Regions from separate parts of the Homo sapiens genome. Here region 1 is linked to region 2. Evidence: read pairs that join two places in POLR2A ChIA-PET (ENCODE). Cell type or tissue: Caco-2. All regions are shown on one strand. Each heading gives the region's core, and the rest is flanking DNA. Links, peaks and the distances in the headings are about the cores only. Region 1 overlaps UVRAG (UV radiation resistance associated). Region 2 overlaps DGAT2 (diacylglycerol O-acyltransferase 2).

Region 1 (5,000 bases), core at 1-5,000, 92 kb after region 2:
AAACCTTTTTTTTTTTTTTCATATTGGTCTTTTTATCTCTGCTGCATTCTGTGTAATTTCTTCTTCCAAGGAAGGTTCTCCTCTCATCTGTCATGGCAACTTTCCCTACAGACATCTGTGTGTAGGGATTTGGTGGATTTAGTTTAGTTTCACTTATGCTGTTTAGGGGTATAGCCCTTTTGTGGTCCTCAGTGTGGAGAGGGACATTTTTTAGTCATGGATGGGACCTGGGCCTGGCTCTTGAATTATGTCCTTGCTTCCTTTAAGAATGCCAAAACTGGCCACGTGCAGTGGCTTACCCCTGTAATCCTAGCACTTTGGGACGCTGAGGTGGGAGCATTGCTTGAGCCCATGACTTAGAGACCAGTGTGGGCAACATGGTGAGACCCTGTCTCTACCCCAAAAAGAAAAAAAGAAAAAGAATGTGAAAACCAAAGCCCCGGCTTTGTATAGATCCGTCATGGCTTCACGACAAAGACCTCTAGATCTCCACTTACCTCTCTGGGTTCTTTCTTCCTTGGTTTGGAAATTCTTTGATGTTAATGGTGATTATTATTATTATTTAAAAAATATTTTACCTGACATTTTAGTTGTTTTCAGTGAGAGGATTGTCTCATCAGTCATTATCAGAAATGGATGGCTCCCTTCCATTCACCCATTCACCCTTGGGCCATATAGTCTTTTATATTTACCCACATGTTTACAATTGCCAGTGCTCTCCATTCTTTTGCCTAGATCCAAGTCTATATCCAGTGTTGTTTCCCTTTAGCCTGAAGAACTTTGTAAGCATTTCTTGTAGTGTGGATCAGCATAGTTACTCCCAGACCTTATTGTTGTCTTCACATTTAATTGAAACTCTGCCCCTATTTAGCAGGGCTGCTAAAACAGTTATAGTGAGATACAGACTGGAGGTCATTTAAGAGTGGAATTCTGTTGATCTTAGACTGAAATTCTTGCATGGCTAGCATTTAGTTTTTATACAATCCAGTATAAAACTGACTGCATAAATGTGTGTGCTAGGTTATCATCATGTTATTTGTGGTAGTATTTCAGTGTCCTCTCCCACCTTACACTTTGGTCAGGAAAAAAAAAAAAACTGCCACAAAGCCAAGAACAGTTAGTTACCCTTATCTGAAGACCCTTTGATTTACTGATTTACATAATATGAAAATTGGTAATAGGTTGATTTTGTTTACATTCAGCAGTGAAAGCCCTTATGTTTTTTTTTTATTTTTTATTTTTTATTTTTATTTTTATTGATCATTCTTGGGTGTTTCTCACAGAGGGGGATTTGGCAGGGTCATGGGACAATAGTGGAGGGAAGGTCAGCAGATAAACAAGTGAACAAAGGTCTCTGGTTTTCCTAGGCAGAGGACCCTGCGGCCTTCCGCAGTGTTTGTGTCCCTGGGTACTTGAGATTAGGGAGTGGTGATGACTCTTAACGAGCATGCTGCCTTCAAGCATCTGTTTAACAAAGCACATCTTGCACCGCCCTTAATCCATTTAACCCTGAGTGGACACAGCACATGTTTCAGAGAGCACAGGGTTGGGGGGTAAGGTCACAGATCAACAGGATCCCAAGACAGAAGAATTTTTCTTAGTACAGAACAAAATCAAAAGTCTCCCATGTCTACTTCTTTCCACACAGACACGGCAACCATCTGATTTCTCAATCTTTTCCCCACCTTTCCCCGCTTTCTATTCCACAAAACCGCCATTGTCATCATGGCCCGTTCTCAATGAGCTGTTGGGCACACCTCCCAGACGGGGTGGTGGCTGGGCAGAGGGGCTCCTCACTTCCCAGTAGGGGCGGCCGGGCAGAGGTGCCCCTCACCTCCCGGACGGGGGGTGACCCCCCCACCTCCCTCCCGGACGGGGCGGCTGGCTGGGCGGGGGGTGACCCCCCCCACCTCCCTCCCGGACGGGGTGGCTGGCCGGGCGGGGGGCTGACCCCCCCCACCTCCCTCCCGTACGGGTCGGCTGGCCGGGCGGGGGGCTGACCCCCCCACCTCCCTCCCGGACGGAGCGGCTGGCCAGGCAGAGGGGCTCCTCACTTCCCAGTAGGGGCGGCTGGGCAGAGGCGCCCCTCACCTCCTGGACGGGGCGGCTGGCCGGGCGGGGGGCTGACCCCCCCACTTCCCTCCCGGACGGAGCGGCTGGCCAGGCAGAGGGGCTCCTCACTTCCCAGTAGGGGCGGCTGGGCAGAGGCGCCCCTCACCTCCCGGACGGGGCGGCTGGCCGGGCGGGGGGCTGACCCCCCCACCTCCCTCCCGGACGGGGCGGCTGGCCTGGCGGGGGGCTGACCCCCCCACCTCCCTCCTGGACGGGGCGGCTGGCCTGGTGGGGGCTGACCCCCACCTCCCTCCCAGACGGGGCGGCTGCCGGGCGGAGACGCTCCTCACTTCCCAGACGGGGTGGCTGCCGGGCGGAGGGGCTCCTCACTTCTCCAGACGGGGCGGCTGCCGGGCGGAGGGGCTCCTCACTTCTCAGATGGGGCGGTTGCCGGGCGGAGGGTCTCCTCCCTTCTCAGATGGGGCGGCTGGGCAGAGACGCTCCTCACCTCCCAGACGGGGTCACGGCCGGGCAGAGGCGCTCCTTACATCCCAGACGGGGCGGCGGGGCAAAGGTGCTCCCCACATCTCAGACGATGGGCGGCCGGGCAGAGACGCTCCTCACTTCGTAGATGGGATGGTGGCCGGGAAGAGGCGCTCCTCACTTCCTAGATGGGATGGCGGCCGGGCAGAGACGCTCCTCACTTTCCAGACTGGGCAGCCAGGCAGAGGGGCTCCTCACATCCCAGACGATGGGCGGCCAGGCAGAGACGCTCCTCACTTCCTAGACGGGGTGGCGGCCGGGCAGAGGCTGCACTCTGGGCACTTTGGGAGGCCAAGGCTGGCGGCTGGGAGGTGGAGGTTGTAGCGAGCCGAGATCACGCCACTGCACTCCAGCCTGGGCACCATTGAGCACTGAGTGAACCAGACACCGTCTGCAATCCCGGCACCTCCGGAGGCCGAGGCTGGCGGATCACTCGCGGTTAGGAGCTGGAGACCAGCCCGGCTAACACAGGGAAACCCAGTCTCCACCAAAAAAATATGAAAACCAGTCAGGCGTGGCGGCGCGCGCCTGCAATCGCAGGCACTCGGCAGGCTGAGGCAGGAGAATCAGGCAGGGAGGTTGCAGTGAGCCGAGATGGCAGCAGTACAGTCCAGCTTCAGCTCGGCATCAGAGGGAGACCATGGAAAGAGAGAGAGAGAGAGACCGTGGGGAGACGGGACAGGGACAGGGACAGGGAGGGGGAGGGGGAGGGAGAGGGAGAGGGAGAGGGAGACCCCCTTATGTTTAATGTAGGGGAAATAAGCAAAAGTAGTTGATGTATTACATTGTAGTTCATTCCTTTGATGTTATGAAAGCTCCTTAACATTTTCACTTTTCAGAGAGGGTTTCGACTCCCTGGACGGTTCTCTTAATGAGAAATAATGTTCTTTCAGAGCATAAAGCTGACCTTGTTATTTTCAACTTGAAAACATTTCAATGGCCCCACTGTTGTACAGAGTAAAGTATTCCCTCCTAGCAAAAGGCATAAAAGATCCTTCAGTTCAGTTCCTTGTGTGTCTGTCCAGCTTTGTGTCCTGCCACTTTTGTATTGTGTGCTCCAGCAGTAGTCCTGAGTGCCCTGACCACACCTTGGCATTTTACACCTCTGAGCCCTTTTCATATTGTGTTCCTCTTTGCCTGAAATTACTTATTTTAATCTGGTGAAAGCCCACTTATCTGTTAAAAGCCAGGTTTCACAGCCTTTGTGATGTCTTCCCCTGTTCATCAGTTTATTTTTCCTTTCTCTTCTGCTGTGTAGCCTTATGCATAATTCTGTTATTGAACTTTGCACAAAACAGTGTAATTATTTAAATGGAGGTTTGAATCCAACAGTAAGTTGGAGCCTCTTTGAGGGCATTGTTTATGTGTTGGCTGTTAATAATCACGTATTAAGTGTCGAATAAATGAATGAATTACCGTATGAAACCATGTAAGTGAGTGATAGGAATATACGCTTCTTCTAATGACTATAATAAGTAAGCAGAGAAATTCAAAAGTACCATTATCACCCCTTTTGTGTTAATTGTAATGTCTTCTTGGCTTACTTAAGTTTGCAATTTAATGTATTTATGAGGTCTTTTGGTTTTGAAAAACAAAATGATTTGTCACCTAATTGAAATAATCGTAAACAAATAGAGTTGTCCTAAAGCGTGTTTTCATTTTCATGAGCAGAATCCCACGTGGCGAAGTCTCGATTTTGGAATTATGCCAGACCGTCTTGATACATCTGTGTCTTGTTTCGTGGTGAAGATATGGGGTGGAAAGGAGAACATCTACCAGCTGTTGATTGAATGGAAAGTCTGTTTGGATGGGCTGAAATACTTGGGTCAGCAGGTAATTTTTAGACTGTAGTTTCAAGTAGTTGTCATCTCCAAATTAACGTGTCTAACCTTTCTGTTGATTCTTCTGATTCTGCGTTTCCTATTATAAAGAGAGACTTTTATGACTGTTTACTTATATCACTAAGAGAGACCTTGATGATCATTTACATATGTTATTATTTACTTATATTACTTACATTGTTATGTTTGAATCATTGCCTAGTTTAACAAACACCTTTGTCTGAAGAAATTTATGAAGATGGATTTGTGTGTGTGTTTAGGAAAGAATGTGCTTTCTCATAGCATTTTGCTTTTTCTGTCTTACTGGATGTCCTCACCTAGAATCTGAAAATTAAGTTGAAATAAGGAATATCACGTTAAATACCTCTCTTTTGACCAGTAGCGTTATTCCAGGAATAAGAAGAGCTACTATTTATTGAGCACAGGATGACACCTGCTTGGATTATTTGCTGCCACTGGTTCTCCATCTCTGCTGTACCCATGACTGATGTAGCTAGTAGATTACAGTTCTCTTTTTTTTTGAGACGAAGTTTCACTCTTGTTGCCCAGACTGGAGTGCAATGG
Region 2 (13,175 bases), core at 4,116-9,115:
ATTTTGCCTCTTTGGGCTTCACCTCACCTCAGTTTCCTTCTCTGTGAAACAGGATTGCCAGTTCTCCCCTTGCCTACCTTCCCAGAGAGTGCTGTGGGACGGTGAAGCCCCACATAGGCGCAGGAGAAGGGGATTGCTTTCCGGGTGGTAAAAGAGCTGCTCTGGGCCTCTCTGGCAGCTCTACTCCCTCTGCCTTCCCCAAAGGTAGGAGCAAATGAGCTGTGTGTAAAGCAAGTGCTGCCTGGGAGCAGCCATTTGAGTCTTCTGTTGGGAATCTTCCCCTACAGCCTGTCTCATCTGCCCCCATAAAACAGAGACATCTGTAGGTAGCAGGGTTGTGTTCCCTTTATAGGTGGAGAAACTTGTACCTAGGGAGGGCAAAAGAGGCTCATCCCCCATCTCTGGGGTCAGTCCTCAGTGATGGGGCTGGTTTTGCCTCCTGCCAGGCAGCCCAGTCTAACTTGGGCATCCAGGCCTATAGCTGCCTCTGAGGCTGCTCTGGATTTGCTTATGGATTTGCTCAGCTATGCAGTAAACCTCTATGAGCCCCTCTTACCACAGATGAATCAGGTACCAAGTCCTGGCACCCATGCGTCACTGGCAGTGGGATGGCCAAGTAAAGTGACATTGGTGCTGTGGGAGTGTGCAGAGAGAGTGCAGATGTGGTGAGGGGGCAGATAGGAGCAGGGACTTGGCTGGATGCTGAGGCTCCCTGGTGGCCCCACCCAGGAGTCAGGAACAGTCAGACTGGGTGTGAAGGTGGTGGCATGTGGTGGCATCTGATTGCAGCATCGGCATCCCCACCAGCTTCTGCTGGACTCCTCCCAGCCACAGCTGGGGCAGAGGAAGTACTGACAGCCAGGTGGCAAGGACTGGCAGTGTTTTGGGGGTGCCCAACTGAACCCTCACTTCCCATCTGCCTGAGCAACGGTACCAGAACTACTGCAAGATGGTAAGCTCTAGGTCCCAAATACCCTGACAGGAGTCCTCAGGAGGGTGGGTGCCAGAGATCACAGACTTCACCCTCCTTACCCCCATTTCATAGATGGGGAAACTGAAGCCCAGAGAGGTGAGGAGACTTAGCATGGGAGTTGGTGGCAGAGCTGGGTCTAGAAACCCAAGTCCTGCTGCCACTCTACCTGCTGTAGAAGATGCCTGCTCCTGACCCACCCCTCTGAAGGAAAACAGATCATTCATTTCTCCCCTTCCCCTTCCAGCTCCCCACCACTGCCCCCTGCTTTGTTGTGGGGAGCAGAGAGAAGGAACTTGGGGACATGCAACATCGGAGCAGATGCAGGCCTGAAGGTTGGGCCTGAATTGGGTTCAGCTTTGCCAGCATCTGGCTGAGTGACCTTGACCCGGTATCACCATCAAAATAGGGTGTTGGTGCCAAACTCACAGGAGTCCAAGTGCCTGTGCAAGGGCATGGAGGGTCTCCCAAAGCTTTATGGGCCTCTTGTGCATCATACCTTTCACTCAGCCCTGCATGGAGGGAACTCCGGGGGCCTGAAGAGTGGCCAGAGCACCTCCTTGGGGCTGGCCTGACAGGGCACTGGGGATCCAGATATGGATCAGACCCAGGCCTGGCCTTCGGGCAGCTTCCAGTGTGATGGAGAATCAGCTTGTAATCAGCAGTTAGAACAAGGCCAGAGGCTGTGGGAACCCTGAGGAGGATGCTCTTTTGTTTCTCCATTGTGCGGGTCTGACTTTATCTTCAAATAGGTTATTTCTGTGGGTGGCAAGATAGCCCCTGGCAATTCCAGGCCTGCATAGACCTTAGTGTTTATCATCCCAGAGAAGGAAAGGCCTTCTCTTTCCAAAGGCTTCCTGGAAGACTGCTGCCTTATCACCATCTCTGGGTTTTGAAGGATGTATTGCTTTATCTCATTATCAGGGAATCATCAGGTAAGCAAAGCAGGGAAGGGCCTCTGCCTAGAATATTTCTGAGGTGGACTGGGGGCTCCCACTGGCCCGGGGTTCAGCATCCATGGCCAGGCCAGCTCCCAGGCCACGGCCTCCATGGTCAGCCAGGTTGGGATTGCCTGAGAGGGCCTGGGCCTGAGAAAGCAGAGGTGCAGTCCTCCCAGCTTCCCTCTCCAGGAGCCTCCCAACTCTAACGCCCACGGAAGCACTTGCCATTTGGTATTTGGGACTTAGAGCTCACCACCTTGCAGCAGTCCCGGTACAGTTGCCCAGGCAGATGGGAAGTGAGGGTTCACTTGGTAGACTGCATTTCCCACTTGTTGGCAGAGCGAGCTGTGGGCGGTAGTTGGGGCTGGATAAGGCAGGGTGAGAACCGAACCAGCAGTGTGGGAAAAGCCTGAGCCTGCAGACCCACCTTGCTGCGGGACTTGGGAGACTCCCGCAGGCCCTCAATTTCCAGTCTGTATAACGGGGTGAGGGTTGAACAAGATGGCGTGCGTTTCCTGCGCTATGACTTTACCTAATTTTAAGACACCTAATAAGCTTAGCAGAGAGATTTGGATTAGGCACGATGAAGAATTTTTAGGTCTTCTCAGTTGTTTCAGTTGGGGATATGTCATCAGTGAAATTTCTATACTCCTCCTCCAAGCTGCATGGGGGCTGGCCCTGGCGTCAAGGTAGGGAGCTAGATAAGTTGACTCCCAGCATGCCTCTTCCCTACGCACCCCTCAAACCACTGGCTTCAGGGGCCTGTCTGCAACGGGAAGCAAGTCAGCCACGAGAAGGCATGCTTTGCCTTTTTTTCCTGCCAAATAGAAGGTGGTGTTCCCCGGTGCTGTGTCTCACCCCAGCCCCTACCTGAGTGTTTGGACTGAAGCATTTATAGTGGTGTTTCTCAGACTTAATCACCTGGGGATCTTGTTAAAATGCAGATTTTGATTCAGTAAATCCAGTCTGGAGCCCAAAGTCCTGCATTTCTAACCCGCTCCCAGGTGATGCTGATGCTGCTGTTCCCAGACCACGCTTTGAGTAGGAAAGTGCTAGAGTACATTTTGTCTTCTGTCTAGCCAGGGCATCCAGCCTGCCTCAGATGGAACAGGAACTCACCTGCCACTTAACCAGCCTCCGGTGGCCATGGCTCCTGCTTCACTTCATCCAGCATGGCTCAGGAGGCAGAGCCAGCTGCTGGAAGATGACTTGTCCAGCCCCAGCCCTTGGATCAAGGGTTCAAGCCTGTGCTTGGACTTCACTTCCCTCCCTTATATACTCACCCAGTCCTGTCCCACTTGTAGGTGAAGGTGAAAGGTTATGAGACCCTCAAGGATAAGCATGTGATGAACTCATCTGGCCAGGTCCCACTGCTGGGCAGGTTGACCAGGCCCTGAGCATGACCCTCCGACTGTGTCCTGTGTACAGAGCCTTTGCACTCAGAGCTGCTCTGGGGAAAGGGGAGGTCCTCTAAGCAGGGTCAGGAATGCTGGGTTTCAGTCCTGGCTCTGCCGCCTACTGCCTGGGTAGCCCTGGGCTAGTCAGTGCCTGTCTCTGGTCCCCAGTCTCCCTGGCTGTCCAATTAGGCTATACTGGATGACCCCAGAGGGCTCTCAGGCTCTAAGATGGGTTGCTGGGCAAGTCTGGAGGTGGGAAAGTCCTATGAAGGTAGGATTTTTGTAAAGGGGGCGAAGGAGCAATTATGAGGCAGACCTCTGGAATGGCTCTATGGCCCAGCCTCTTTATTTGCTTTTGTGAGTTCACATCCTGCCGCCTCCACCCCAGTTATGCCAGTGGTGTTATTAGATGCTACTGAACACCCAATTTGTGCACTGAGGATGTGGCAGTGAACCCTGCAAGCTTGCCTGGGGTCACATAGTGAGTAGAACCAAAGTCTGAACCTAGGTTTGACTCTTCTGCTAAACTAAGCCCTTTCCCTCTGATGCATCACACCAGGGAAAGGGGCCATCTTGAGGCCTAGCATTTCCTTCCTTCCTCCTAAAAGTCAAAGCAGTTGTTAACTTTCAGCTCATAAGGGTAGATATCTTTCTAAACTCTGCTGTGGCTTTGTTGCTTTGCAGATTTTGAAGAAAAGCAAAGGCTTGAGTGTAGGCCCCTAAATCCGTCTTTCTCCCTGCTCCCAGCTTGTAGGCTCAGTTGAAAGGTCATGAGACCCTCAAGGACAAGATTGTGACTAACTCATCTGTGCTCTGGGTCTTTCACAGAGCAGATGGTATGAAGGAATATTTAATGGGCACACAGTAGGTGCTTGGTGAAGATGTGTTGAGCAAAGGGCATGTAGTGGGGGTTCAGCAAAGAGGGGTTTGAGGTGGCCCACTTCTTCAGCTGCCGGAAGGAATGGGGTATGGGTGAGGAACCTTCACCCATGCTCTTCCCCAGTGCTGTCTCCTGCAGTCACCAGGCTTCCTGTCCCTACTGCCCATCAGCTGCTGGAGTCCAGGGTGTCATCCTAGGGGCACCAAGCCAATTAAGTGGGCACATCTCGTCCTAACTTCCAGGCTTGGCACTTGATTGATAGTGAACATAATTACAGCCCTCAGTGTCCTTCAGGCTGCCTGAAGCTCACTGGCTACTGGGCCCTTTGGGGAAGCAAAGGCTCCCACCTTACTCCTTTCTGGGCCCCACGCTTTGGGCACTGAGATGAGGCTGAACATTTACATCTCTCTGAAAGTGGTAGTGGTGTGGGGAATCAGTGGTGTTGGGGGTGGGGGCAAGAGGGTTCAGCTCCTTGGAGAAGGGGTATTAGTCTGGGACATACAGAAGGCAGAGCAGGGATTGGGGATGCTCAAAGTACACTTGGAGAAAAAAAACCATTGCAAATTGGATGTTGAACCTCTGTCCTTGGCCTCACAGACAGATAGCAAAATTAAATATTTGTACTAGATTCAGATAAGGGACAGGAGTTTGACTGGGGTGGAGGGGATGGGAGAGAACTGGCAATTATGAGAGACTTCCCAAGGCCTAGCCCTTGGACTAGCCTCTTTAGATACTTCATGTGGTCTCCAAAATGACCCCGAGTGCGATACCATTCCCATTGTGTATCTATAGAAACCAGGGCACAGGGGAGCATGCAGACAGCCCAGAGTTACAAAGCCATGAGGTGGAGGGCTAGGATCTGAACCCAGGTCTGTCTGATTCTATAGCTGATGCTCTTCTCATATCTAGAAGGGTACCTGTGGGAGGTGAGGTTTGTACTGGGGACCCCATGACTGGAGAGAAGGGTGACAGTGGACTGACATCTTCCCTCTGCTGTAGGCACTGGATCCAGCATCCTCTCCGCCCTCCAGGACCTCTTCTCTGTCACCTGGCTCAATAGGTCCAAGGTGGAAAAGCAGCTACAGGTCATCTCAGTGCTCCAGTGGGTCCTGTCCTTCCTTGTACTGGGTAAGCTGGGCCTTAGAGGGAGGGCAGGTGGGCAGGCAGTGTCCACTTCCCCAAAAGAGGTAGAGCAGGAGCCCTGCTCTACAGGGGTGAGGGAATAAGAGTAACTCTTACACATGCTGCCCCACAGCACCTTTCCACATCTATCTTTTGGGTCCCAGATCAAGTGCTCTACCCCTCAGCATGCATGAAGATTCAGCAAGATTCAGTGGGAGGTGGTGTGATAGTTCCCATTTACAGATGGGAAACCTCAAGTCTTAGAGAAGATAGGTAACTTGCCCAAGGTCACACAGATTTGAATCCCTGTCTACAGGACCCCCAAAGCCTGTGCCTTTCCCACAATGCCACCCTGCCCACCAACAGACATTTTCCAGCAGGTATGTTACTTTGCCTTAAGGTGGTTTGGTGCCAGGTTTAAGTCCTGAATCTCCTGCAGACAAGCTCTGTGACCTTACACAGGTTATTTGAGCTCTCTGAGTGTTAGTTTCCTCATTTTGAGTGTGAGGAAAGTGCCTGCTTCACATGGCTTTTTTGAGGATTGAAGATAAGAAATGAGAGCACCTGGCACAGGGCCTGGTCATGATGGGCCCCCATTACATGGGAATCATCGGGAGGTGCCCTCAGACCCCACTCCCAGCCCACACCCATCCTCAGCTGAGCACATTCCCCAGGTGCTTCCCGAGGCCTGCTCCCTGCTATCTCTCAGCACAGCCCACATCGGTGCTTTGGTTGCTTTTTCTGCAGGTCTGGCTAGATACCCTCACTCCTTAGGTTGCCATCCAGGCCAGGGGCAGGACAACACGAATGTCTGAGGGGAGGGAAGAAGCCTCTTGTTTTTCCCCAGACCCCTGTGCTCTCAGCATAGCAGGTAGCTTCCTCAGCACGTCAAGGCAGATGAACCTGCTCCAGAGCATCACAGAGTGCATTCCAGTGCCTGTGAGCCAGTCCCTCTGGGCAACCCACTCTTCGGGACTGTATAGGCTGGTAGGGGATCATCAGGACTTACCATGTCAGTGCTGAGCAGCTGTCCTTCAGGCAGGTGCATGGGGCGCTCTGAGACTGAGACCATGTTTGCAGGGCCAAGGGATAGAACTTCACAGGTGAGAAAATGCAAATTCACAAAGGTTCATCAACTACCTGCTACTGTGAAGCTCATTAAATGGCAGAGTTGGGATTTTAGCAGAAACTCAGTGCATTCCCCAGGGAGCCCACATTCCTGGAAGCCCAGAATTAGTGAACTGGGGCTGAAACAGCCAGTCTTCACCTTTAGGCCCAAGAACGGGCTTTGAGTGGGGGGATCCATGAACCCTTAAAATTAGATGCAAGATTATATATGAGTATGTGCACATTTTTCTGGGGAGAAGGGCCATAGCTGTCCTCAAAGTCTTACAGGGACAGGTAGCCTCAAGAAGACAAACACTGGTTGGAAGAACTGAGCAAACTAAACAGTCTCCCTCAGGACTCAGACCCCTAACATGGCTTGCATTTGGCCACTTACTAGAATCCTAGAGTAGTGAGCACAGTGTGACCCCTTCTTGTTAAAAAAGGAAGTGGAGGCCTGGCGAGGATGGAGCCTTACTTGGGGTCACATGAGAAGAAAGTACTGGGACCAGGACAAGAACCCAGGGACTCCAGCCTCCCAGACCCCCTGCCTAGTCTGCTACACCAGCTCTCTTTGTTCCCTGTTGCACCCCAAAGCTACCACTATCCCTGTCTTAATGGGTCTGGGCCTGGCTGGTAGGGAGCTGAGCAGCTTGTAGAACACCAGCTCACGCAGCATGTGATGGGGACTGGCCCCAGGCTATAGGTTAATAATTGATCAGACCCAACCACAGCCCAGAAACCGGCCCAGCATCTTCTCAACACCCTCGCCTGGCCTCACCTCGCCTCGCCTCGCATAGGTGGGAACCTGGCCTCGTTGGACAGGCAGATCTCCTGAGCTACTGCTAATTACTGCCCTCAGCAGCCCCAGCCACTCCTTCCCTCTGCCTCTCAAACCTGCTGGCAGAAGCTCACCTGGCAAGCAAAGACCGTGGTGGCCCTGTTGGTCTCTCCCTGGACCAGAGATTTTTCACCACTTTGTGCCATGGAACCCTCTGTCATTTTGATGAGGCCTATGCCCTTTCTCAGTGTTTTAGAGTATTTAATACAAGGTGCATTGGATTTCAAAGGAAACTACTGATAATAAAATATAAATATCTATACATTAAAAAAGCTGATTAGACATGTAGTAACAGGTGCCTTTTTATTACAGTAAATAAAAAGATCTAGCAGCACATGTAATAATTACTATAGTTCTTAAGTAGTGATGAGAAGAAATGATTTTTTTTAAGATATCTGCAACTGCTACAAAGTTATATGAAAATACCTTTGTTATTTATTTGTGTCATAAGTACTGCTGATAATTCTGTGATTTATTATATTGGTAAGTGAAGGAAATGCCACATTTCCATAAGAGATAAGTGAAAATTTAGATGTCATTTGTTTCCCCATCCAAGTCCATGGATATTGTGTGTCAGGCTGAGTAAGTTCAAACATCATATTTAATTTTCCCAATACCCTGTAAGGAAATTAAGGCTTAGGAATGGGGCTTGGCCAGCAAGTGGCAGGGCCAAGGCTCCAGGTCTGTTTGGTCTCAGAGTCCATGCTCTTCACCAGGCCACACTGCTGCCTTCCCTGCCATTGAGCATCCACAGGCTGCCCTGCACCACAGGCCTCGTGGCTTCAGAATTTTGTATCACAAGTGTCTTTGTAGGCCACCATAATGTGCAGGAAGCAGGTGATGTGTGAAAGTGGTCCTGAGCCTTCCATGTGTGGGGCAAAGCAGGGCCTTCTAAGCTTCTCATGAGCTCAGCAACAGTGGTTTTTACTGCAGCCCCACAACCTAAGAGCATGGAACCAGAGCCTGTTGTTCAGAGGACAAGGATTAGGCTCTGAGAAAGGAAGGTCATTTGGTGGATTTAGTTCATCCTTTTGCTCTTCCTGTGTTTGGTTTCTGGGGCTGGAGAGATTAATCTGACCTGGTTTCTGCTCCCAAGGAGCTCGGGCTGAAGGGCTGTCTGTTAGTGGGAGTCCAATGAGGGAGGCAGATGATGAAAGGGATGGTGAGTGGTTTCAGAGAGGGCTGTGGACACATAGGGGAGGGGAGGGAGCCCCCAGCTGAGAAAGGCCAGGCTAGAATTCAGTCTCTGGATACCCCATCAGGCCTCTTCTTCTCCATCCAGGCTGCCTCAGCAGCAGAGTAAGGACAAGTGGGTAGGGTTACCCCCCTTCCCAGAGAGACCAGCCCTCTAAGCAGTGGGGCCTGGAGCTCAGCCCCCTCTGGTCCTTTTACCCCTCAAGAGAGTTAGAGATTTCTGGAAGCTAGGTTTCCAGGATGCTCAGACCATAGCCTAAACCTCATCGTCCCTATCTGGCCCACCTGGAGCATCCACCTAGAGGATGCCACTAGAGGAGCCTGGATGCCTGTAGAGTCTGGGGGGCTAGAGTCTTCCCTTTTCAGGCCCAAGAAAGGGAATCAGGCAGACTGCTGAACAGTAAGTATGACTTTGTAGGCAGCCTTTAGACATAGCTATTCACCAAGCTACCGTAAGCTTTTCACAGTTTGCTTTTAACAGGCTCTTGTAGGCTGCACATGCTTCCCTAGAAACTTGTCTTCCCTTCTGCGATGTCACACCCCTAAGCTGGTCCTGAAAAATTGGACATCTCGTCACTCTGTATTCACTGTTCCTCCCAACAAGAGAGTTGTACCCTGTTTTTAGCTACCCTGGGGAGAGGCTGGCTCAGGAGTCTAGAACAGGGCTAGATTGGGGGGCAACAAGGGGCTACCATTTCCCTCCCTTTAGGCTCATGGAGAGTCTACATCCAGCCTTATCTTCTCCCATGGGAAACCAAAGGAGGCTCAACATGGTGAGAAGAGAGCATGACATCCAGAGCCAGGCAGCCTACAGCACCTGGGACCACCAGGGAATGGGCACACAGCAAGGGTTGGCCTCCCTTCTTGGGCAGTGGAAAAAGTCCTAGAAGGAGTCCATGCTTCTCCCACCAAACATGAGTACCTGCTGCCCTTGCCCTTGTGCTGAATGCCAAGGACCAAAGAAGATGCCTCCCCACCCAGTGTGGGAAATTCACAGGCAAGAGATGATATGTAGATAGTATGATATTGGGGAACACTTCTTGAAGAGCTGAGGTCTGAGATAGGCCTTAAAGGTTGGGTAAAAAATGGAAAGAGAGAAGCCCTGCTGAGGGCAGCTAGTGGCGAGCCATGAGATAAAGCAGGCATGGCACAAGCTCTCCTTCCTTTCTGTGCCAGGCTAGATTAGTCTCTCTTATGACCTACAGGCCCAGAACATGGTGACCAGTGGAAGCCAGCCCCCAGGCAAGTCTTCCAAGTGTGCTGTTAGGGTTTTTTTTTTTTTACTTTTGAGACAGAGATTCCCTCTGTTGCCCAGGTTGCAGTGTAGTGGCGCGATCATGGCTCACTGCAGCTTCAAACTCCTGGCTTAAGGAGTCTTCCCATCTCAGCCTCCTGAGTAGCTGGGACTACAGGCACATGCCACCTTGCCCAGCTAATTTTTTAAATTTTTTTGTAGAGATGGAGTCTCGCTATGTTGCCCAGGCTGGTCTTGAATTTCTGAGCTCAAGCAGTCCACCACCTCAGCTTCCCAAAGTGCTGGGATTACGGGTGTGAGCCACTGTGCCTGGCTGCTGAAGTTTTTGAAGACAGGGAGGCTGATGGGCTCTGCGCTTTGGCCTGGGACTTCCTGGATTGCCGTTATGTTGGAAGGGAGCCAGCCCTCCTCCTGGGCAAGTGTCCCCTCTCCGGTCCCTCTAGTGATGGTCTGGGACTTTGGTGAATTTCTAAAGCCTAATACAGAGAACGGACTGTAGAGTCAGACCTGTGTTTGAATCCTGGCTCTGCCACTGTCCTGCTGGGTGACCTTGGGCAAGTTATCTCCCCCTTGAGCCTCAGTGTTCTTATCTCTAAAATGGGGCAAAGTCACCCTGCCTTACACTTGAGACAGTGGCTCAGCCCCAGTCTTGAGATGCAGAGGCACTGGGTAGGTGTTCCCTCCCCTTATCCACAGTGTCTGGGCTGGGTGCTGGCATGGGGGCGCACACAAGGAGGGGACAGTAAGAGCAGCTTCACAAGAAGCTGAAGCCTATCTCCTTTGGTGCTCCTGTCCAGATAACATGGAGCCCATGGGCCCCTCGATGCCAGGACAGTCCATCAGAGTCTGGGAGATGAGGCTCCTCTTGTCCCAGGAATCTGCTCCTACCTGGGCTGAACATTCCTGTAGCTATTTCTCAGGGTTTGTGGGCCCCATGCCCATGGCCCTGGGTGTGCCTAGCTTAGTGCCACAGTAAACACTCACTCCATCCACCATGGCCCAGAGGGGAGATGAAGCCCAGTAGGACCTGACCTGTGGCCATCTGCCCCCCAGGAGTGGCCTGCAGTGCCATCCTCATGTACATATTCTGCACTGATTGCTGGCTCATCGCTGTGCTCTACTTCACTTGGCTGGTGTTTGACTGGAACACACCCAAGAAAGGTAAGTGCAAGGCCTCCCTTGCCCCACCTCTCATTCTAGGGATGCTCTTCCCCCTGCACAAGCTGAAGGGCCTCATCCTGAGTGCTGTTTCTTTTAACACCCACTTTGTGAAAAGCACTGGACTAGTCCTTTTGGGGGGAGGTTAAAAGCCCCTCAAAGGGCACTGTTCTGGTCCTGACAAGAGTTCACACTCAGTCGAGGGTTTGCATAACATGAAGGAATGAATGTGGAAAGGGGCCTGATGGGAAGGGGGCATGGTGCATGGGGTGATGGTCACCTGCTTGGGTTTCACACTGGCCCTGTCTTGTCTGCCTTGCCCAAATGTACCCCCACCCCCACCAACTCTGTATTTTATTCCCTGGAAGGTGGCAGGAGGTCACAGTGGGTCCGAAACTGGGCTGTGTGGCGCTACTTTCGAGACTACTTTCCCATCCAGGTAAAGTGCTGTGAGTGTTGTTTTGGGAGGGTGGGAATGGATGGGAAATCTGAACTCAGGCCTTAACCCACCCACAGGGAAGCAAGTTTAGACCAAGTTGGTCTCTTCATTTCCTTTCTACTGTGTCACTGGCTGTGCTGGGGACCCCACTGCTCTTCTGAGTATCCATCTTCTTTGGGCCAGCCCTGAGGTCCTGACAGGGAAATGGTGGCTCAGTTTGGCTTTCAGTCTCAGCTCTGTCTGGCCCCTGCCTGGTCTGCAAGCTGGGCTGGTGAGGCACAGCCATCTGGCCCTGATGCATGTGGGCAATCCTGGTGAATTGAGGATAACTCTGGCAGGATCCTGAAGGTTTTCCCCACAGGGGAAAGACCTGTCTGGCCAGCTCACTCCACACCCCAGCTCCAGCACACCCTAGCTGCTGAGTACCCTGCAGAAGGTAGGGGTGCTGAAGAGTGGAGGCAGCACGTGAATGTGAAAGAGTTCTGTGCAGGGTGCAGGGTGGTGTATATTTGCTGTTGTGAGTCAGTGACTGAGATCCTGGTGTGTTGCCTGGGGGCAGTGGCTGGGTAACCCTGCATCCTTCACTGCATTCGGTATTTTGGGGGTGGCAGGGCCAGCTCCTTCTGCTCATCCTTAGCCTAAGCCCAGTCTTCCCGGGACCTTCCTGCTCCTCAGGGTCAGCGTTCCTTCTCCTTTTCCTGACCCCATCTCTCTAACTGCAGAAAATTTGAAGCTGTTTTTGTTGGGAGAAAGTTGCATCATAGGACCCAACCCTCTAATTTTGGAGGTAAAGAAACTGAGCCTCAGAGATGGGCAGGACTTGTCCAGGCTGCATAGTCTAGTATGATGGCAACATTGCAACCACCATCCAGGCTTATTGAATTCAGGGCCCAGGTTCTTTTCCACTGATTTCCTACTGCCTGTTTCTCTGGGAGAGATTCAATCCCTGGATTTCCCCATTGGATTGATTCCAGCTTCCTGGGTCTCCCTCTCCCCCGTTGCTGCTGGAGATCTCAGTTTAAGTTCCTGCCCTGTCACTCCATTTATTAACCTGCCACCATTGCTCCCTGTCCAGTGCAGGGCTGTGCTGGGCATGGGGACACAAGTCAGCCCTGCCCTTGGGGTGTCTATTGCATCCTGATAGACTTTGTCACTTTCTGCCATGGGGCCATGGGCAGACTTTCTCAAGCCTGCTGAGCCTCATCTGCAAAATGGAGCTGTCTGTATGATGAAAAGTAATCAGTTCTGATTGGGTGGGAGTGATGATAGACTGTTCTTTCTGCTTTCTCTCTCACCTCAGGGGCCAGGCTCCAGTGTTCTCTGTTGCCACTGTGGCCTGGTCCTCTGGAAGTCTCCAGGAGGCCAGTAGCCCCATCCACTTAGAACAGGATGACCTGATGATTGTTGGTCAGACCTGGGACAGGCAGGTGTCCTTTGCTATCTGATCTCCACCCTTCCAAAAGAACCAAACAAACCCCTGTGTCCTTCTCACATCTCTGTTCCAAGAAGTCAGCTGGGAGTTGGAGCCTTAGGGCACATACAACCTGGCCCTGTGAGGGCTCCCTGGGGCACTAGGACAAAAGCCAAACTGGGCCCGAGGCAGGCTGGGGTGTTGAGCCTCAACCCGGGGCTTAGGCTGATCAACCCGGGGCTTAGGCTGAGCCTGCCTCTCTCCCTCTGGGCCTCAATCTCCCCTTCACTTGGCCTTGGTGATCTGACATCAGGTCTGACACTCTATGGGGGTGTGTGTGACCCTCCTGTCCCACCCCCTTTTCCTGGCCTCTTGCCAGTAATCATGTAATGAAGATCTGCCGCTGTACCCACCCGCCCACCTACTCCCTTCCTGGTGGGACTCTGGTCTTTGCTGCCAGAAC

What was found. ChIA-PET counts read pairs that join two places held together with the same protein. Peaks named below come from ENCODE experiments on the same cell type or tissue, not always from the same donor. Only the 100,000 strongest peaks of a DNase experiment are listed, where the experiment ranks them.
Region 1: POLR2A ChIA-PET joins it to region 2 with 5 read pairs; 3 of 35 experiments call an interaction of 5 or more read pairs at or near these places.

What each region holds. Positions count from the first base shown.
Region 1 is chr11:75,875,613-75,880,612 of GRCh38, forward strand. It overlaps UVRAG (UV radiation resistance associated), which reads left to right. Exons shown (of 15, transcript NM_003369.4): 4 at 4,267-4,428. Among named protein-coding and RNA genes, the nearest start is that of UVRAG, 63 kb to the left of the region's middle. In Caco-2, for the core only: no CTCF peak of the experiment used is centred there; a DNase peak (open chromatin) is centred at 2,513.
Region 2 is chr11:75,779,431-75,792,605 of GRCh38, forward strand. It overlaps DGAT2 (diacylglycerol O-acyltransferase 2), which reads left to right. Exons shown (of 8, transcript NM_032564.5): 2 at 5,188-5,316; 3 at 10,758-10,865; 4 at 11,231-11,301. Among named protein-coding and RNA genes, the nearest start is that of DGAT2, 17 kb to the left of the region's middle. RefSeq lists an enhancer at 1,982-2,548 and a silencer at 7,014-7,308. In Caco-2, for the core only: no CTCF peak of the experiment used is centred there; a DNase peak (open chromatin) is centred at 7,191.